Linked DNA regions of Homo sapiens: region 1 is linked to region 2. A link is a contact called in ENCODE Hi-C or POLR2A ChIA-PET data. All regions are on one chromosome and are shown on one strand. Each heading gives the region's core, a stretch centred on a gene start or an enhancer-like site at or near the end of the contact. The rest is flanking DNA. Distances are from core to core; before and after follow the strand shown. Region 1 holds the start of ZNF879 (zinc finger protein 879). Region 2 holds the start of SQSTM1 (sequestosome 1).

Region 1 (6,195 bases), core at 3,423-5,922, 800 kb before region 2:
CCTGACCTCGTGATCCACCCATCTCGGCCTCCCAAAGTGCTGGGATTACAGTCGTGAGCCACGGGGGCAGCCGGCATTTGATACATTTTAATCCACTGTAGCCAGTATTCTTTTTGGTGATCATTTCTTCCATCTTTGTCCAACAGAACCCCTTCAGCTTGGTTCTTGTGCCCTTTTGACAGGACCCTTATGATAGCTTTCCTGCTTTCAGCCACCATGCCTATCTTGGGCCTTCCCTGCTTTGGATTTATCAGAAGCCTTTTGTGTTAAATGCTAATCTAGAGACCATCACTTGGCAGCTAATTACTACTGGATTATCATTCCTTCCAGGCTTTGCAGTGAATAGGAACAGGGAATTTTTTTCTTTTTTTAGAAAGAACCAAAAATCAATTGTTGATATTTTCAATTCAAATATTAACTAATAGGCTTTTCACTTAACTACTAATACATTTTATTTGTATTTCTTCTTGCTTACTCTGAAAATCTTGGCTATTGACATTAATGTAATTGTTTATTTGCTTTATCCTGCAATATGTATATACATTTGAACTTATCAATATAATATTTTTGGCTGGATGCAGTGGCTCATGCTGCTAATCCCAGCACTTTGGGAGGCTGAGGCAGGCAGATCATGAGGTCAGAAGTTTGAGACCAGCCTGGGCAACATGGCGAAATCTCATCTCTACTAAAAATACAAAAATTAGCCAGGTGTGGTGGCACATGACTGTAATCCCAGCTACTCAGGAGGCTGAGGCAGGACCAGGGAGGTGAAGGTTGTAGTGAGCTGAGATTGCGCCACTGCACTCCAGCCTGGGTGACAGAGCAAGACTCTGTCTCGAAACAAAACAAAACAAAACAAAACAAAACAAAAAAAAACTTTTATTATTAGTGAGGATATCAAGTGTAGCTTAAGATTACTCTAGGGCTGGTTACAAAGTCATATATCAGATCTCTATTTGCCCATTGCTTTCTTATAAATATTTTAACGTACATATTTAAACATAAAAAATGATATCCATCTAAAATTAATTGTTATCTATGTCTATTCCCCTGAATAAGACAAGAACCTTAGCATGCCATCGCATCTTCTATTCCTTCACTGTCACTCTCTTTTGTGATCATCTGGGTTTTTCATCCTGTTATTAAATTACCTTCAAAATGCCTTAAGAATCATTTTGACTCAGATACATTTTACTTGTTGATTTACTTACTACAGTATCTTGTAATCCATGCAAGTTTTACTTTCTTCGATTCTTCTTTTTTCTTTTCTTTTTTTTTTTTTTTTTTGAGACGGAGTCTCGCTGTCGCCCAGGCTGGAGTGCAGTGGTGCGATCTGGGCTCACTGCAGGCTCCGCCCCCCGGGGTTCACGCCATTCTCCTGCCTCAGCCTCCCAAGTAGCTGGGACTACAGGCGCCCGCCACCACGCCCGGCTCATTTGTTTGTATTTTTAGTAGAGACGGGGTTTCACCGTGTTAGCCAGGATGGTCTCGATCTCCTGACCTCGTGATCTGCCCGCCTCGGCCTCCCAAAGTGTTGGTGTTACAGGCGTGAGCCACCGCGCTCGGCTAATTTTTTATATTGTTAGTAGAGATGGGGTTTCACTGTGTTAGCCAGGATGGTCTCGATCTCCTGACCTCGAGATCTGCCCACCTCGGCCTCCCAAACTGCTGGTATTACAGGCGTGAGCCACCGCACCCGGCCTTTTTTTTTTGGGGGGGGGGGGACAGGTCTCCCTGTGTGGCCCAGGCTGGAGTGCAGTCGTGAAATTTCGGCTCACTGCTATCTCTGCCTCCCTGGCTCAAGTGATTCACCCACCTCAGCACCCCACCCCAACCCCTAGTAGCTGGGACCATAGGCGTGCGCCACGATGCCCGGCTAATTTTGTTTTTGTGGTTTTTTTTTTTTTGGAGGGGGGTGGGGAGACATGGAGTTTCACTACGTTGCCCAGACTGGTCTCGCGCTCCCGAGCTCAAGCCATCTGCCCACTTTGGCCTCTGAAAGTGTTGGGACTACAGGTGTGAGCCACTGCGCCCGGCGGGATTCTTCTTTTTTTAAATGAGTTACATTCATTACTAATTCTAGCAGAGATACTCTATGAATTGGAATCTATGTAAATACATTCATCCTCCAAATGCCTTTGCTTCACTCACAATCCAATGCAAGATTGGAAGGTTATAGTATTCTACAGAATCTATAGTACTCTATTTAAATTCCAAATCATTTTCTGTTTGAAATCTGAGGACATTGCTCCACACCATCTTCTAGAACCCGTGTTGCTGAGAAGCCTGATGTCAGCTGCACTTTCTTTGGTTCGTCTAGAGTAGTGGACTTTCTTGGTTACCTAATATCCTCTCGCCTTCCTAATTCTCAACAGAACCTAGATTTTGTTTACATATCCACATCACATCCAGCTCCTGAGGATCAGGGTGGAGAAAAGGAAGAAACGTGTTTGTTTGTTTTTTTCTGAGAGTGTCGCTCTGTCCCCCAGGCTGGAGTGCAGTGGCGCGATCTCAGCTCACTGCAACCTCCGCCTCCCGGGTTCAAGCAACTGCCCTGCCTCAGCCTCCCAAATAGCTGGGATTACAGGCTTGAGCCACCACCCCCGGCCAAAACCTGGTTTTTGCTGACATCATAGAACCACCGATTCTTCTCTAGCCGGAGTCTGCCCCAGTGATTTCTTGCTATTCCTTATTCATTTCAGCCAACTTGAGCAGTTCCATCTTCTGTGACTTGTAGCAAATAACACATGCCAACCTTTTATTCCGTCTTTTCTGGCCACTTTTAGGGGTTCCTATTTATCCTCAGAGTTGTGATATTTCATCGAGGATGTATTTTTTATGGGCCATCCCTACCCTAGCTCATTCATTATGCCAAACTCCCTACATTTTATTTACTCTGAAGACTCAGGGCTTCCTCAGCTTGAATGTGTTTTCTGCTATATCTCTATCACTATTTCTGTATGTAATCAATCTGTTATTATTCCCCCTCCCCATTTTCTCTGCTTTCTTCTGAATCTTTTTATTAGATTTTGGGTATCAGAGCACTTGTCTCCTGCATGTCTTCCAAATGTTTCCTCAATTTCTGGTGTTCTGATGGTATTTTTCTAGAGTTGCATTAGATTTGCTCCTTTGAAAATTATATGTGTTTGGGGTTACTTTGAAGAATATGAAGAGAAAAAGGGAGGTAATCATGGGTACTCAGTCTGGCACCTTTTACTTTGTAAATCTCAATGCTATGTTGTTTTGTCAATAATGGTCTATAACTGTCATATCTTTATTATTATTATTTTAAAATAATAATTAAATATAGAAATAACATATGGTCCAGAAATGGAATTGCCCATGTGTTAATTCTACATTTAATTTTTTTTTGAGGAACTGCCATACCGTTTTCCAGCGCAGCGCTACCATTTTACATTCCCACCATTAAGGCACAAGGATTGTTTTCTGGTTTTCTTTTTTTTCCAAATTTTATAATAGCCAACCTAATGAGTGTGAAATCGCAGTGGATGTTTGATCTGCTTTGATCTGCATTCCCCTAATGATTAGTGATGTGCATTATTATCTTTTAACAATATAAAACATCCATTTTGTTCGATTTAATTATTTTTACATTGCAATAATCTTTGTATTGTTGTAACATCGTGATCCAAGATTTCTTTTTCATATTATCTACCTGATATCTCTTAGTCCCTCTCTGCATTTTCTATCTTCAAGTACCCTTTGTGTTTAGGTTTGTCTCTGTAAACGCTAATGTTTGATATTTTAAAAATCAACACTTTCTGAGCACATAGTATTTGGCGTGTACAGTGCCGGTCACCGAGGATGCAGTTGTGATGATAGCGCTGGGAGTTGGGCTTTATTTTACGTTTTAAAGAAGTCACTTCAAAAGAAGTGAGTGCCATGAAGAGGGAAATACTAGGCTTATGCTTTTGTTTTACTCTGAGTGCCAGTAAATATGTAAAGATTACAAAAATTTATTTATTTATTTATTTATTTATTTGAGACAGAGTCTTGCTCTGTCACCCAGGCTGGAGTGCAATGGCGCGATCTGAGCTCACCGCAACCTTCGCCTCCCAGGTTCAAGCGATTCTCCTGCCTCAGCCTCCCGAATAGCTGGGATTACAGGCATGTGCCACCACGCCCGACTAATTTTTCGTGTTTTCGTAGAGACAGGGTTGCACCATGTTGGCCAAGATGGTCTCGGTCTCCTGACCTTGTGATCCGCCCACCTCGGCCTCCCAAAGTGCTGCGATTACAGGCATAAGCCACCGCGCCCGGCCGAGATTATAAAATTTAGACATAATTCATTTTTAATTAAAATCGCAGAATGGACTGTAATAGTTCTGTCACCACCTGCGAATAATCAGCAGCGGCTAGTCTTCCAGATTTAAAAATTCATACTCACTTTTCCGTCTTACTATTTTTGTCATTCTAATTACGAATACAATGGGTGGTTTAGCGGAGGGAGAGTAGTTGGAGCCCAAGCTGAGGGACTCGGCTTCAGCCTTCTCGAACTCCACAGCCCGACCGCGTTCTCCGCTCTCGGCGCTGTGGTTCTCTCTCGGACACCGTAAGTGGTGGTGCCGCAGCGACGTCTGGGAAATGAAGTCCGGAGGGACAAACGCTGCGGTTCAGCCAGGGAAACCCGTCGGCTCTCCGGCGCGCAGGCGCAGTTGCGCCCGGCAGCGACGGGAAACGTCTCTGAATTAGGTGTTCCGCTCGCCTCTTGTGCGGTGTGGAGCTGCGCGCCCCCCGCCGAGGCGGGCCCAGGTACAGGCTGCCGGTGAGGGCGGGCCCGGGGCGTGCGGCTGCCGCGGCGGGACCAGGACGAGGGCTGGCCTCTGCGCGTGTCTGCCGAGTCCCCGGCTCCGGGCGTCCGAGCCGGGGCGGCCTCGGCAGGTGAACCCGGCCCCGGAGGGGGCGTGGCCTGGGAAGGGCCTGGCGGAGGCCGGGAGGGCGCTTCGACGCCGCTGGACTCCTGGGCCGCAGCCTGGGCCGGACTCCGGGGGAAACGGCTCCAGAACAGAAACTGCAAAATGCCGCCTCGGTTCAGGGTCCGGAGCCCTCCGGGCGGTTTTTCGCTCTTAGTGTTTGTGGGTTTAAGCCTCCCCCTACTCCGTTTCCCGGAGTTTAAACTTTAGATTTACTCGTTTTTGGCAGTCTTGCACGTTTGGCAGTGTTTTCCTACAGCCAGTCCTAGAGTGATTTAACTATTTCTTTTTTTATTTACCGTAACCATGTCCACTTGCTACGTTTCTTCCCATTTCTCTAAATTTTAAATCAATTTCTAGCTAGTGATGCTGTTTTCTTGCGCCCTTGTTTTTTTGGGGCCAGGGAGAATGGGTAACGCTACCTTTAAGCAGCTTTGATAACTGTTTTTGATAAAGGAAGTAAATCTTACAAGAGGAAGAAAAGAGGACTAATTTTTGGTTGGCTGTTCCTAAAAAAGAGCATCAGTTCTTCAACTGCTGTTTTTCGTATTGAACAACATCCAAGTGCAGATGTGTGGAATATTGTGTCATTTCCTATTACTTTATCTGAATGAGCCTTGCCTGATTCTGCCCTTGACCCTGTTAAGGCACGGCAGATGGTCTTCATCCCTTCGCTCCTTTCGTCTTTATCGTAAAGCACTGGCAGAAAGGTAGCAGGCCCGGTGACTCTGAACCTGCTTCCCACACTGGTTTAAGTGGCCGGACTTAGGGCCCCTCTGGCCTGGGCAGTTCCAGGCTCCTTCTCTGCAGGTGCTCAGCTTATGGCTTCTAACCTGGTCTGGCCTAATGAGGGTGGGCATGCAGGCTGGATGAAAAGACCTCACAGCTTTTTTCTCCATTCCAGGTGCCTTCTCCAAGAGAGGCAGCAGGGAGGGAGAAATGGCAAGGAGGTTGCTGCCAGCCCATGTACAGGTGAGTGAAGGCTTCTTTTTGCTTGAACTGCCTTCAGGGTCTAGACGTGGTAAACTTCTTCATCTGTTGTTGAGCTTCTCTACCCAGTGAAGCTCAGGGAAGGACCAGAGGGCTTGGTAGCTGAGAAACTCTGGAAGGAAGGTGTTTCCCTTGCCTCAGAGCCTGTCTCATGCTTTTTTTTTTTTTTCTTTCCCTTTTTTGAGACAGGGTCTCACTCTGTTACCCAGGCTGGAGTGCAGTGGCACGGACATGGCTCACTGCAGCCTCAACCTCCCTGGTAGCTGGGACT
Region 2 (5,981 bases), core at 3,297-5,796:
AGGCTGGTCTCGAACTCCTGACCTCGTGATCCGCCCACCTCGGCCTCCCAGTGCTGGGACTACAGGTGTGAGCCACCGCGCCTGGCCTCTTCCAGAAGGTTTTCGATGGCAGCAGGTGGAGGGGAGCGAGAGGGCCATCGCTCCTGCTGCAAGGGCAGCCCCTCCACGGGATCCCACACTCCTGACCCGTTCAGTATAGACGGGGTACTCCCGGTGCGGCCTGTCACCGCTCTGTCTGGCGCTGGCGCTCCTAGAGAAGGCCATGCCGACCTCTCCCCCACCTCGCTCCAGATTCCCCTTCTTGAGCTGCTTTTCCCACAGTCCCCCCAGGCGCCACTGAGAGCCTCCCGTCTTCGATGGGCTTGGGGCGCCTGGACCCTTCCGGGGTCACTTTGCCGTCTTCCTCCAGCCCCCCTCCCTACTCCTTGTCGCCGCCCCCCCGTCTTTTCAGGACCTTGCGCACTCAGGCTGGCCCTATGCTTTGGGGTACCCCAGCAGTGCCCCCGGGTCTCCGGCCACCCGGTGACGGAGGGAGGGAGAGGCTGGCGAGGGGGCGGCGCCTTAGGTCCCAGCGCGACCCGCCTCTCAGCCCCTCCCGCCGGCTACAGCCGCGCGGGACGGGGCAGGGACCTCGAGAACACCGGGGACTTGCGGGCCGGTGGCCCCGGGCAGGCCACTTCTGACGCGGGTGCGAGGCCTTCCGCGGGCGTGCACGGTTGGGCCGGAGCCGCGCCGGGGGCCGGGACACGCCTGGGGTCAGCGCTGGCGTCGCCGCTCGGGTGGGGTGGGCCGGGTTCGGGTCCAGTCTCCTCCCCACGGGCGGCCCGCGCCCCGTCTTCCAGTGACCCCCACATCCCTTGCGCCCCGAGCTGGAACTTCGGCAGGTTCTGCCCCGGGCCGCGCGCGCTTTCTGGGGACCAGGGCTGTGGTTCCTGCTCCGCGTCGTGCCTTTAGACACCGCCGGGCGTTCGTCCTCCATCCCTCCCCCCTTTTCCCCACTCCGCGGTTGACGAGGGCCGCCCCCAAGTGGCCATGTCCCCCGGCATGGACGACCCCTCAGTGCCCCTGAGGGCCCAGGGTCTCGCCCCCGTCCCGAGGCAGGCCATGTTTGAATTTATTTGGAGAAATTCGCCCAGCCCAGGGGACCTCTTTCTGCAGCTCTGGCCTTCCAGTAGGAGAGGGTCCCTGGGGCTCTCAGGCCTGACAACTTGGCATCACTGAATTCTCTAACCATGTCTGTCCATGACTTGAACTCCTTTTCTTTTAGAAAGATCTTTGCAAACCCCTTGTGGGCGTGCCCCTCCCATGGCCCCCGTGCCTCTTGCCTGGGCTTTGGGCTTGTCTGAAAGGGCTAAAAGGGGGTGATGCCTGGCCGGGCGGGTGGCTCACGCCTGCAGTCCCAGCACTTTGGGAGGCCGAGGTGGGCGGATCACCTGAAGTCAGGAGTTCAAGACCATCCTGGCCAACATAGTGAAACCCATCTCTACTAAAAATACAAAAATTAGCAAGGCTTGGTGGCAGGCACCTGTAGTCCCAGCTACTTGGGAGGCTGAGGCAGGAGCAGGAGAATTGCTTGAACCTGGGAGGCAGAGGTTGCAGTGAGCTGAGATCGTGCCACTGCACTTCAGCCTGGGTGACAGAGAGAGACTGTCTCAAAAAAAAAAAAAAAAAAAAAAAAAAAAGTGATGTCCAGTGCCTGGGGATTTTTCCTAGGGAGTGGTCAAGGAAGGCCCCGCTGAGGAGGAGACATTTAGGGTGGGAAGTTGCCATGTAGGGCAGGAGTGGAAAGGGTTTTGGACCAGAGGGAGAGCCAGGGAAAAGTCACCAGGTAGAATGAGCTGGCATGATTAGGAAGATGGCAAGGGAGGGCTGTGGCCCTCCCATGTGAGTGGAAGGGAGTGGCTGCAGCGCAGAAGGCCTGGAGGCCCCCGCACAGACCAGGACCTCTGTAGAGGAACTCATCCCCTGTGTCCCCTGTGATTGTCAATCTCCCTAAAGATGGCCCAGAGCAGTGCGGCCTGAATCCCTCAGTGGCCTTGTCTCTGGCTGCCCCAGCACCCACGCGGACACTTGACTCCACGCCCCAAAGAAAAGAAGCGAACCTGGGAACACCACTGCCAAGGCATAGGATTATTTGGGAGGGGGGAAGGGGGAACTGAGGAGGTGGTTACAACATGCTGGGCAGCAACAGACAGAACCAGACCACCCCTGTGGCTGCCCCGGCTGGTCTCCTGGGACCACTGGGCGCTTGGCTCAGGCCTCTCCTGCCCTCCCCACTCTTCCACCTCAGCCCCCCTGCAGTCTCTGTCCTGCCCTGACCCCCCAGCTTACAGCCCCAAAAGCAGCTAAACAACTCGCACACCCACGGGGCATCGCCTGGGAGGGCAGCCCAAATCCTTCCACTTCAGCCCCATTTGAAAGATGAGGAAATGAGAGGCTGGTCCATAGTGGGTCTCGCGGCTCAGGTGCCGAGCCTTCCCTGGGCATGCACGCCGGGCCCTGGAGGGTGGGAAGGGGCCAGTGGACGCGGGGAGCCTGCGGGGTGGGACTGCATCGGGAAAGGGGAAGGAGTCAGAGGCGAGAAGGGGGAGAGTGTCTGTCTGGCTCCAGCCGCTGCACGCTCTTCCTGCTCAGGGGACTCACGGTGACCCCGGAGCCACTCCCCAGCCCAGCCTCCAGGTAAGAGGTCACTGAGATGGGTGGCAGCAGGGGCCGGGGATCCCCCTATTACGACAGCGGTCATGGGACGCTGACTCACTGCCGGCCAGACCACCTGACCTCCGCGGCGGGAGGAGAGGGCCCTGCCAGGGGGTTCCCGCCGCGCCTTGTTTACCTCCGGGAGGCCTCGGCCTCGCGTGGGGGCAGGGCGGCCGCTGGGGCCGCAAGGCGTGCGGGGAAGGGCCAGAGCCGGGTGTCCACCCCAGCTTCCCAAAGACTCCCTCTTCTGTGCTTCCTTCTCCCCTCCCCGCCCCCCCCCCAGTCTCTTCACATGCCCCTAGCCCCCGCGGAAACTTCCCGCGATCCCAAACGGGCCAAATGGCGAGAAAGCAAAGGAGCTCCTTCTTGGGGGTGAGTGGGGCGCCTTGAGCGCTTCCTCAAAGCTATGTTCCCAGAGCCACAGGCCTTCCTTGTGTCCCTCACCCTGCTCAGACCGGGCCATAGCCGGGGGCTGGGGCAGGAAAGCCGGCCCTCGGCGGGGGCCACGTGGCTCTCAGGCGCCTGGGCTGCTGAGTCACGCTTGGCCAGCACCTGTCTGTAGGCCACAGCCTCTGCCAGCACGCCCCTCTGTGTCCCCTGCCCCTGTCTGCAAGGCAGTGGCTCCAGCAGGCCCTGGGGCATTTTCCACTCTCCACCGCCGGATGCAGGGAGAGGCCTGAACCCTCTCCACAGGGCTGCTCTGGGCAGGGTGGAAGCCTTGCCCACTTCGGAGCCCTCCGGGAAGGATCATTCACACCTGTGGACCAGCCCCTGCTGTGCGCACACCCACACATCACCTTCGCACCTGACTGGCCCCATCCAGCCACTCTTGCCTCCCTCTGGGTTTCCTCCCCTGGGAGGTTTCTCCAGCTCCTGCAAGCCCTGGGCTGAAATGGCATGAGTTGGACCCAGCAGGTTCTGACCTCCTACTCACAGGACCTTGCCTGGGAGGCTCCAGAGGGTGACCACTCGTCCTGCCCCTCTCCTTGCCCCAGTTCTGGCGGACAGGTTACTCTGGTGGCATAAAGCAGTGTTTCTTCCTTCCTAGCTGAGGAGGCTGTTGGCTGACCCCCTTGGCTGCCCACAAGGCCAACGGGCCTGAGCCCCCACAGGGCCATGGGCATTACCTGCTGAATTGAGGAGCCCATAAGGAGTCACTTGGACCACAGTGAACACTTGGCGACCACTGACACTCAGGAGACCTTAGCTGGTCCTCCAGCACCTCTCAACTCCACTCCTACTAAACTGGGAACTTCTCTGGTGCTCAGGCCAGAGTCGGGGTCCGTCACCGAGTATGCTATGCGCTGCCCATCACCGAGGATGCCATGCGCTGTAAGAGGGCTGCCACCGCGGCAGGCTGACCATGGCAGGGTCGGAACAGCAACCTGAGAGCCAGCTTGTTCTGGCCAGCAGTGCCCACTGGGCGACCTAGCAGCCTCCTGATATGGGGGCTGTGTCCCCCTCTCCCTGCACTGGGTACCCCCAACTGAGGATATTGCTGAGTCATGGCCAGGCCCAAGCCTGGGAGGGGCGAGGGGCTGGACCCCCGCCAGTACCCTGATCCCAGGTGCAGAGGCTGGAGCCCAGGCCTGTATGAGTGCCAGGGCCGGTTTCCTGGGGTCCTTGGTGCACCGGGGCAATGAAGAGAGGGGTCAGCAATGAGGGGGCCGGGAGACCTGGAGCGAGGGGTAGCGGGGAAGGGGAGAGTAGTGAAGGGGCCTCTGCAGGGCGGCTCTCGCGCCGCGACGACGGTGGCGGGGGCGGGGAGGGCGCGAGAGACTCCGCCCCTCTCGAGGCGGGGCGGGGCCTCCGCGTTCGCTACAAAAGCCGCGCGGCGGCTGCGACCGGGACGGCCCGTTTTCCGCCAGCTCGCCGCTCGCTATGGCGTCGCTCACCGTGAAGGCCTACCTTCTGGGCAAGGAGGACGCGGCGCGCGAGATTCGCCGCTTCAGCTTCTGCTGCAGCCCCGAGCCTGAGGCGGAAGCCGAGGCTGCGGCGGGTCCGGGACCCTGCGAGCGGCTGCTGAGCCGGGTGGCCGCCCTGTTCCCCGCGCTGCGGCCTGGCGGCTTCCAGGCGCACTACCGCGGTGAGCGGGCCGGGGAGCGGCGGGGGCGGTGACGCAGGCCGGACACGGCCTCCTGCCGCGGGGTGGCTGCCCCCTCCCTTCTCGGCGACGCCTGGCGGGCCGTGAGGGGGTCTGCGCTGGCTGCTCCCTGGATGGCGGTGGCCTGCATGGGTCCCCAGTTCGGCCATGGGAGCCGGCCTGGTGACTGGAGTGGTGACCAAGGCCGGGACCCGCTGCTCAGCGTCGGCCCCCTGGGGCGGTGGAGCCCTGCCGGCCGGGGGCTCGAGCCTGGGGGCGTCAGACGCCCCGCTCCACCCCCCGCGCTGTTGGGGATTTTGGCAAGGACGCGCCGGGGCGAACGCTCTGGCTCTCCGCGGGCACTGGGTGGTCAGGCGGGCACTCGGGTTACACTGACACCTTGCTGCGCCAGGTGGTGGGTTCAGATAATGCCCTGGAGGAGCCGGGCGAGCGCCGGCGAGGGGAGGGAGTGACGCGGGTAAACAAGCGCGGGGGTGCGGGGGACTCGCGAGCGCCGCGACAGCGCCTGGGAGAAGGGCACGGATCGCCGGCGGAACGCTCCGAGCCAGGTCGAGTACAGATGTTTTCCCATTGGCAAGTGGACGAGAACGTTCTTCAGAAGTGTTGGTGTTGGCACAGAAGCCCTGTTTCCTGCTGCGCTGGTGTGACCAGTGGCTGCTGGGGGTGGGGTTAGGGAGGTGGTTGTGGCCAGGAGGGCGGGAGGTGGCCAAGGCCGGCCCCTGGGAGGGTGCAGTGCTAGGACCTCCCTCTGGAGCGCTGCCAGCATACCAGGCCCTCTCCTATTCTTAAAAAAAAAAAAATTGTGATGTTATTGAGCTGTAACTGAAATAAGGGTTCACCCATTTAGTGTACAAGTCAGTGGTTTTCACTATTTTCATAGGTTTGTGGACCATATTCAGTGTGAGAGCTTTTCATCACCTTATAAACGCCATACATACCTTTTATCACCCTCTTATCCACATGCCCCCAGCAACCTCCTTTCTGTATCTATTCATCTTGCAATCCTGGACATTTCATGTAAATAGAATCAGACAATGTAGTCTTGCAAGTGGTTTCTTTCACTTAGTGTAATGTGTTCAGTGTTGTGGCACATATCAGAACTAGTTTTTTTTGGAGGAATAATATTCTGTTGTGTGGACAGGCCATGTTTTGTTTACCTGTTCATTAGTTGACAGACATT

What was found. Hi-C counts contacts between places; a loop is a spot of excess contacts on that map. ChIA-PET counts read pairs that join two places held with the same protein, here RNA polymerase II (POLR2A). Pooled maps may share reads with other maps.
Region 1: a pooled map shows a loop between it and region 2 (11-fold over the local background). The contact joins the promoter of ZNF879 here to the promoter of SQSTM1 in region 2. A Hi-C loop is called at or near these places in 3 of 50 pooled maps. POLR2A ChIA-PET finds 5 or more read pairs at or near these places in 2 of 52 experiments (A549 and HEK293).

Annotation. Positions count from the first base shown.
Region 1 is chr5:179,019,132-179,025,326 of GRCh38, forward strand. ZNF879 (zinc finger protein 879) reads left to right here and starts at 4,673. Exons shown (of 5, transcript NM_001136116.3): 1 at 4,673-4,773; 2 at 5,839-5,906. The coding sequence starts at 5,874. RefSeq lists an enhancer at 4,301-4,802.
Region 2 is chr5:179,816,359-179,822,339 of GRCh38, forward strand. SQSTM1 (sequestosome 1) reads left to right here and starts at 4,547. Exons shown (of 8, transcript NM_003900.5): 1 at 4,547-4,783. The coding sequence starts at 4,579. RefSeq lists silencers at 324-773, 884-953, 4,352-4,601, 4,712-4,971, 4,982-5,161 and 1 more and enhancers at 1,917-2,626, 2,329-3,528, 2,582-2,881, 3,282-3,441, 4,049-4,758.